Linked DNA regions of Homo sapiens: region 2 is linked to region 1. Evidence: chromatin contacts called from ENCODE Hi-C or POLR2A ChIA-PET data. All regions are on one chromosome and are shown on one strand. Each heading gives the region's core, a stretch centred on a gene start or an enhancer-like site at or near the end of the contact. The rest is flanking DNA. Distances are from core to core; before and after follow the strand shown. Region 1 has its middle 71 kb from the start of ADO. Region 2 has its middle 38 kb from the start of EGR2.

Evidence for each region. A loop is a pair of places that touch in the nucleus more often than their neighbours do. ChIA-PET counts read pairs that join two places held with the same protein, here RNA polymerase II (POLR2A). Pooled maps may share reads with other maps.
Region 2: a map of naive thymus-derived CD4-positive, alpha-beta T cell shows a loop between it and region 1 (7-fold over the local background). The contact joins two enhancer-like sites. A Hi-C loop is called at or near these places in 1 of 168 maps with a recorded cell type or tissue (naive thymus-derived CD4-positive, alpha-beta T cell), 1 of 37 single-sample maps with no recorded cell type and 13 of 50 pooled maps. POLR2A ChIA-PET finds 5 or more read pairs at or near these places in 2 of 52 experiments (HEK293 and activated T-cell).

What each region holds. Positions count from the first base shown.
Region 1 is chr10:62,731,645-62,735,957 of GRCh38, reverse strand. No RefSeq gene overlaps it. Among named protein-coding and RNA genes, the nearest start is that of ADO, 71 kb to the left of the region's middle. Within about 2 kb of position 2,422, at least 6 of the 41 ENCODE cell types and tissues checked have a DNase peak (open chromatin) inside an H3K27ac peak, as active enhancers do.
Region 2 is chr10:62,851,791-62,856,103 of GRCh38, reverse strand. No RefSeq gene overlaps it. Among named protein-coding and RNA genes, the nearest start is that of EGR2, 38 kb to the right of the region's middle. Within about 2 kb of position 2,588, at least 4 of the 41 ENCODE cell types and tissues checked have a DNase peak (open chromatin) inside an H3K27ac peak, as active enhancers do.

The DNA of each region.
Region 1 (4,313 bases), core at 1,173-3,672:
AAAAATAGTCTATGCATTTAGATGCATTGGACAGTGACCTACAGCTCAGCCCATCCTTTCTGGGCAGGATGTGGTTAGAGTACTATACACGATTAAGAAATTTCCCTTCTGAGCCTCTTCATCCTGTAGCTTGGTGTGGATGAAGTCCACCCAAGTGACACCTGGACCCTGAGGTATTATGCATGTGGAATTAGTAGAAGAGCTTTGAAAGCATCAAGATAGTGCATTAATGTTCTTCTGCCCCAGATATGGTTAAAAATGGCTCTTGGCAAGACTCACTTCCTTTATTTTGGACATAAGCAGAGAAGAACTAGCTTTCTGTGGCAAGCAATGATATATGGCAACCTACCTGGATGGTTGCCTATCTGATATAATGCTTGCAAAAGTGCTAAAAGCCCTTCCTCCCCCAGACCTCCTCTCTTTCTTCCCAGAAGTTCTGTCACAATTCCAGAAATTCCCATTATTAGCACGAGACCTTAAGAGTATTACAGAAATCCTTGGCAGAATTAAGTACATATATGGTTTGACTGCCTGGTGTCATGTGCAGGAAGAATGGCAAAATTGGAGTACTGATTGGGAAGCAGGTAAGCAAAAGTGTGAGACATCCAGAATCACTCAGAAATGGCAGACGTGTCAAACACAGCACAGTGAGGTGAGTAGGTGACTGTCGAAGGCACTGTATGCCTGAGCGGGCCTGAGTGTGATTAAAACTGTCATCAAAGATGAGCTTTGCTGAAACATAACACTATAGTCTATGTAAAGGGTTCAGGTTAAAGCTTAATAAACATATTTCCTTTGCTACTTCATTTATAACGTGGCTGAAAGCTGTCACAGAAGGTTGCCAAAAGATACTTAATAGTTGTCTGATCTCAAGAAACTAGACCATTATAGGTAACTCTGGAGCCAGAATGTCAATAATCTGTCAGGATGACTAATCCCATTTCAATGAATGAGAATGACATTGTTGATTGGCACTGGGCTTGTGAGCTTGGGTTTGGAGGTGGGGAGAGGTGACGCATGTACCACGTATTTGCCAGGACTACCAAGGGACCTTTTTCTGCTTTACTCCATAGTCATATCTAATTTCTAAGTGTTCATTGGCCCCATATAGGCTTCAGGAATTCCTAGTACTGCCTTCCTTGGAGTTTACTGTCATTGGATCGATTAGCAAAGGGTAAATGCATGAAACTTTCCATTTCTCTTTATGCTTGTGTCTATAATTTGGGTAAGATGGCAGGTGATGGTTTGGGGATCTAGGCTGAGGTCTCATGAGCTAAGAGGATTGGCTGATTAGGAGCACATCATGATACACTTGTTTCCTTTCATACCTTCTCTGTTTCTCTCTCTCTCTCTCTCTCTCTCTCTCTCTTTTCTAGGCACCTTGACCTACTTTTGTCCTTAATCTTGCCAAGCACGTTTCCCCCTCGGCCCTTTTACCAGGTATGTTCCCCCAGTAATCTCTCTCATCTGTTCAGGTTTTTTCAATGTTATCTTCTTCATTGACCCCTCTCTCTGAAGTGCTACCCCCTCCCCAGGCCAATCTCAATTCTCTAATCTTAGTTTATTTTTGCTTCATGGTGCTGCTCATTACTACAGAATATTATGTTCAATAGCTCTTTATCTATGTGCAGATTTTCTATCCTCTTCACTAGAGTGCAAGACTTTGAGAGCACAGACTTTGCCTGTTTATTGTTGTATCCCAATGCCTAGACGAGTGCCTGAACATAGCAGGTGTTAGGAAATGTTTGTTGAATGAGTGAATGGAGTGTTGAAAGTAAGGAGACTTTTCTAGGCCAGGGGTTTCCTGCCAAGTCATGTGCCAGCTCCAGAGAGCAATGCTTATGGAGACAAGGCAAGAAGCCACAGCAAGGCGTGTGGTAAGGGCTGGTGGTAAAAGCTGATCTGGGAGCCACAGATCACAGCAGTAGTCAGAAAGCACAGTGTTTTCTAGGAAATTCTGGATCAATGTCAGAATCCAAGTGAATGACAATGACAGCAGATGTGAGTTCCTAGCACAGATAACTCACGGGAGGCACTTTCTCAGATGCGAAGCTTTCCAAATGCTTATTGCTGGAATGGAGCCCACATGGGCCCTGAGAAGCTCTGAGGCTGAGCTCAATTCAGAGGTGGTAAAGTAGTTAACCCAAGGTGGTTGGTGATGGAGGCCTAACTGCTGTGAAGCCATCATTGATGAATCCATTCTGTTCTGCAGAAGAGAGAGCCATGTCTTCCAAACCAGTTCCCAATGCACTATAGCCTCCCTTTACAGATCCTTGTCTCCCAACCCCACCACCCCAAAATACTTTTTTTTTCAAAGAAGTTATGGTGCTGACAATCCCCCAGGGACCAGTGGTCCACTCACTTCTTATGTCGGGGAAATCCACTCGACAGCAAAGGGCTCTGTGCTGGCTGGGAATCCCCACTGCAGCAGCAATCTTTGTGGGGCTGAGCTGCAAACGCTTTTCAGATTTAGCACGCAGCCTCATGAGGAGGAATAGTTGCAGTTGCCTCTGCTGAGAAACAAAGCTGATGACACTGAAACATCTGGGAAATGGGAATATTATTTCTAGAAGATGAAAACAAATGTCCAAGCTGGAAGTGCTGCTGGCACTGACCTTTGTGTGCCTGGTTCTCCCACCCCCAAATCAATTTGTACACTCCTAGGATCTGTGTAGGTGGAAAGACTTTGCTGTGTATTTGTAACTCAGCTCATTATCTGAGGGTAAGAAGAAAAGAGGCTTGGCGTGGCTTTCAGAGGAAGTAAGGTGAAGACTGTTCTCCCCCAAACAACTAAATAAACCACGTAGACCTTTCATGACTCAGAAACCACAGACTCCACAGCTAACATGCATCTATTCATTCTTGTCTACAAGTATTGATTGAGAGCCTGTTGTGTGACTAACACAGTGCTTGGGTTGAGAACGTAATGGTAAAACAAGATTCACTCTCTCCCTTCAAAAGCAGGTAATCCCACTCTAATGTGGTACATTCTACAACATGGAGGCAGTGGAATATAGTAGCAAGGAAGGTAGATTGGGTTTTGCCACTAACTAGCTGTGTGACCTTGGGCAAATCACTCTGCTTCTCTGAGCTTCAATTTTCTCATCTATATTTCAGGGAAATTACCCACGTTATGGGATTTAATAAAGTCATATTTACTATCAATGTTTAGCCTAGGTGCCAATAAATATTAGCTATGGTCTGGTTATGATTTTATGATAAGTGTTATAGAATGCTGTGGGGTACATTTATATATTGAAATATGCTATTTCTGGGCAAATATAACTATGTTCAGGATAAAGCCTAGAAAAAGTTTGAGTAATTGGAGGTGCTATGTTTTGCTTCTTGCTTGAGAGACCCTCTCTCTGAGTCTCTCTCCTTTCCCCTTTCCTGGAGCCCTGTGTTCTCTGGATCTCCCTTGGATTTTCTCCACCAAAATTTCCTCTCAGTGGATTGACAGATTGGAAGGAATCTAAGGACAGTATGCACATGGCATTGTCATTGATTTAGAGCATCACCCTTCCTGGAGGTATTCACATCTCACCCAGAAAATAGTGAGGTGTCAGTAAAAACTGCCTTCTGAAAGTAATTAAAGAGTTTGGTATTTGCATAGGGAGAGACAAATTGAGAGGGAAAAGTTCCAGAAACAGACCCATGAATACATGGAAATTTGGTTTATAACAGAGATGGCAACACAAATCTGCAGAGAAAGAGTGAACTACTCAAGTGCTGGGATAATTAGCTATGGAAAAAAAGAAATATCCCTATGTCATACTCTATACCCAGGTAAATTACAGATGGAATTAAGACCTCAGTATGAAAGGGAAAGTTTAAAACTTTGAGTTGCAAACATAGGGCACTTTAAAACATCAGAGCTATGTCTCAAAAGGCATACATCCAAAGGAAGAGACTTATATTGAAATATTATACTTGTGTGCCAACAAAGACACAATAGAGAGTTAAAATATAAGCTGCAGACTGAAAGAAGATACTTATAATGCCTACAGATAGCAAAAATTCTTGATACAGATGTATGTTTTAAATTCCTACAAATTAATAGGAAAAGATAATCCAATAAAAATGGACAACTAATATGAACTGGACAGTCATGGAAAAAAGAAAGAAACAACTCAGTCTCATTAATATCAAGTGAAATCCAAATCAAAACCATAGTGTGATATGATTTCAAACCCCTGAGGCTGGCAAAAATGATAATATCTGATAAAACCAAGTTTGTCAAGGATGCAGGGAAACAAATATTCTTATACATTGCTGGTGGGAGTGTAAGTTGGTGAGTCTATGCTGGAGAGTGC
Region 2 (4,313 bases), core at 1,339-3,838, 120 kb before region 1:
TCTCACTTCCTACCACACAAGAAGCAAAGTGCTACATGTGGATTGACACTTTATTTATGTGAATATTCCTTTTGCAAACCCCAGTAAATGTTTTATTTTTTCCCGACCGTTTCTCTGCTTTGCAATCATTTTGACCCAAAAATAAAATAGTTTAAATAATTTTACGCACCCTTTGAATATCTCTGAACTACTGGCAGGAGCAGAAATAGCCCCTATAATTATCAATGCATATCATAGGAATCAGCTTTGCCTGAAAATCACTCCACACTTAGAAGTATGCACCTAGCTTCAGACTTAAACACTTGGACCAATATCCATCTTGATGCTCAGAAGAACCCAGCTTACCCCTTTCTGCTCCTCTTTCTTCCTCAACATCTTAACGCTGTCTTTCCTTCACTCAGATGTGTCTAGCCCCTTTCTTTCCTGCCCCCATCCCACATCCCCAAGTGCCCACAGACCCAACAATAAACCCTTCTGGCATTTTACACAGACAATTGCAGGTCACTGTAATAATTTTTCAGCCTGGGATCCTTCTTCTTTTGTAGCTTTTCATCTTAGATTTCTTAATTCTTTAAAATGAACATTACTAATTTCCTCCTTTCAGTCACTACCTTCCAAGATATTGGAAGTTTTAGAGCATTTTATATCTATGCAAAAATATGGAATAAGGTGTTTGAAATTAAAGTTTCCTATCAAAAGTCAACCTCTTCCCAAGCCTGTTATATCCTGGCTCAAATGGTCCCATTCTCCCCCCTGACTCCCAATCATTGTATCCCATTAACTTGTCTCATGTTCTTCATTGTGCTTACAATTATCATTATATAAATATAACTTACATATTTATGTTTCATATTTATATGATTCCAGATCATAATTCTTTTGCTTTTAGAAACAGTGACCTTGTCTTGTTCACTGCTATTTCCTGGTGCCTAGAACATGCTCTGTGAAGACTGGTTGTAAGAGAGAAACAAACCTGAAAAATTGTGATGGTCAGTCCCCATCTTTCCAGAGCTAGGCTACTAATGAGGGACCCTTGGTTGGGAGACACCAAGGTTTCTTAAGATTCCTCTTAGAGTTCCACCACCTTTGAGGGTTCCTGCTTACTGAATTTGGAAATGGGTGCCTCCCGACCCACACAGCACCAAAGAATGCTTTGACAGGTGACTTTTGTCTTTTTTCAAATTACAAATGATTAAAAGAAGCCCCACATAGGTTAGATAAGATGACTAGGTCATTTCGAGACCAAGGGTCTAAACAAAGGCCTAGGCATAAAAAAGAATTGAATAGGCTAGGCAAGGTGGTTCACGCCTGTAATCCCAGCACTATGGGAGGCTGAGGTGGGCAGATCATGTGGTCAAGAGATTGAGCTCATCCTGGGCAACATGGTGAAACCCAATCTCTACTAAAACTACAAAAATTAACTGGGTGTGGTGGTGTGCCCCTGTAGTCCCAGCTACTCAGGAGGCTGAGGCAGGAGAATTGCTTGAACCCGGGAGGTGGAGCTTGCAGTGAGCCGAGATTGTGCTACTGCACTCCAGCCTGGCGACAGAGCGAGACTCCATCAAAAAAAAAAAAAAAAAAAAAAAGAATTGAATAATTTTTCAAGACATACATTGGGATGTTGCATAAACAAGGCTGAAAAAAGTAACTTTTTTTTAAAGTAAAGAATAATGACTAGCTTGTTTTTCTCAGAAATGTATTAAGCATTGAATTATGTTATAAAGACATGACTTTCTATTTCCACATATTCTGTTTCAAGAAGCATTTTAACAGCAGCAGTTATGTCCTGGTTTATTGAGAATATCTGCCCCTGGAAATCTAAAAAATCAATATGTGTGCATTATTTTACCTACAGTCATAGCGTCATTGGACGTTAGGCAGGAAGGCAGCAGAGACACTTCCTGATGATCAACCCACTTGTTTTTACTAATACAAATCCTGAGGATCAGAGAGTGGAGAGGTTTGTCTGAAGTGATTCAGCTGCAGCCTGTGCTGGATCATCTTTATTGGCCTGGCTCCCTTTGCCAGCCAGCTCTGTAAACTACATGGATCAGGTTCTCTAGCCTTCTGGGTGGGAGGCAAAGGCAAGAGATTGGAGGATGAGTAGAGGGCAAGGCTGGGGTATTTACTCCATCAACAGCTTCCCTTCTGGGATGTGATTCAGTAGCGGTTGCATTTTTCGACCCAAAGCCGCAGCTCCATCCTGTGGTTCCTTTCACCCCAGGAGTGACCAGGCTTCCGTTGTTGCTAACTCCAGCCTGCTGAACCTGGCTCATGCCTTGCTACATAGTCCCTTTTTACTTACTAGTTTCCATTGAATATGTCATCTGTTTCTTATCTGGGCCCTAACCATACACATTCGAATCCAAGTCTTCTGACTACTGTCCAATGCTGTTTCTATTCCGTTCCCAAATTCAAAGGCTGCTTTAGAAATACAAAGGACTCTGAAAAGTTCTGAAGATCAAATGTACAGCAGGGTGACTATAGTTAATAACGCTGTATTATAGACTTGAAATTTGCTAAGTGAACCGATCTTAAGTGTTCTCCACAAACACACACAAGGATGACTATGTGAAGTGACGGATGTGTTAATTAGCTTGATTGTGGTGACTGTTTCACAACGTACATCAAAACGTCACATGCACAGCTTAAATTTATACAGTTTTTTGGTCAATTATACCTCAATAAAGCTGTAAAATATAAAGATCTATATTTGACAAAAAAGAAGGAAATATACATGACTCTAAGTGCTCTGATTATGTGGAAATATTTTAAAATACTTTGATGAAGTACTAGAAACAGAATCTAAAACTATGGGTAATGAGGCCACAGAGAGGGGAAAGACTGACTCTAGGGAGGTTCTGCAGGAAATCTTGCAAAGGTGAAATTTGACTGAGGCAAAATGTGGAACTGTCTAGAGGGGCAGGAGGGCACTGTGGTTCCTGTGTGGTCAGAGGAACTGAGGTTGCTGCTTTCAATCCTGCAAGAGCTGAAGTCAACCCACCCTGGGTGTGATTTTATGAGATATGTGTTTTTTATCCAGCACAGCCCCTAGGTATAAGCCAAATACTTTGTGCTCAACTAAAGAAGCAGTGCATTTTCCCAACACTGGATAGGAAAGCTGGTTGCATTTGTCTCAGAGAGGGGGCCCCTGCTGGTCTCCAGCATGGTGTCTAGTTGAGATATTGCCAAGAATCAACCTGACCAGGCAGAGTTTTCACCTTAAATCCTGACTTCACTGGAATATCATCTCTACATACTGGTGTTTCATCTTAATTCATTCCCACTTGCTTCCTTTTCCTCATGAAAATGGAATATCAGGCCGGGTGCGGTGTCTCACGCCTGTAATCCCAGCATTTTGGGAGGCCAAGGCAGGTGGATCACCTGAGGTCAGGAGTTTGAGACCAACCTGGCCAACACGGCAAAACCCCATCTCTACTAAAAATACAAAAATTTGCCGGGCACAGTGGTGGACACCTGTAATCCCAGCTACTCAGGAGGCTGAGGCAGGAGAAGCACTTGAACCCAGGAGATGGAGGTTGCAGTGAGCCAAGATCGTGTCACTGCACTGCAGCGCCTGGGTGACAGAGCTAGACTCTGTCTCAAAAAAAAAAAAAAAAAAAAAAAAGGAATAGCAGTAAAGTCATGAGGTAGAATGTAAAGCGAAGTTTCTTGAATAGAGCTGTGCCTCAGAACTGAAAATAACTTTGTTCTAGTCTCATCTCTGTCACTGACTTCATGGGACCTCATGCAAGTGTCTGGGACTCAGGTTCCTCTGAGTAAAATGAAAACTCAGATTAGAATGGCATTTGAGGTCATTTCTGCCTTTCAATTGCTATGATCCCCTAAATAATCAGACTAAATGACAACCTCTTCTCTCTTGAGCTCTCTGCCTATTTGGAGAAACAATTCATGTACTCAGGGTCCCTTCCTCCTGGGTCTTGGAATATGTTTCATAGAGAAAGTGATGAGGTTCTGGTACCCCTAACATTCCTGGACTCAGCAACTGGTGTCTAGACCCGAAGACCTCATGTTCCTGGAGCCCATCCTCTGGCCACTGTCTTCCTGAAGACATGTCATATAGGAAACACAAGGCAGGAGACAGATCTCACAACTTGATTGTTCTGTTGGTAGGACCAAAAGAATCATTTGGAGTTTGACTGCATTATCCAAATCACTTTTCCATTCTACTTGACTCCATCTGTCAACATATGCAAAAAAAAAAAAAAGTCAGTCCAACAATTTTCCTTTTTGATCTGTCCAAGGTCAAATAATCATTCTGGCTGACTTCTTTCCTTGTTGACCAGTTGTTT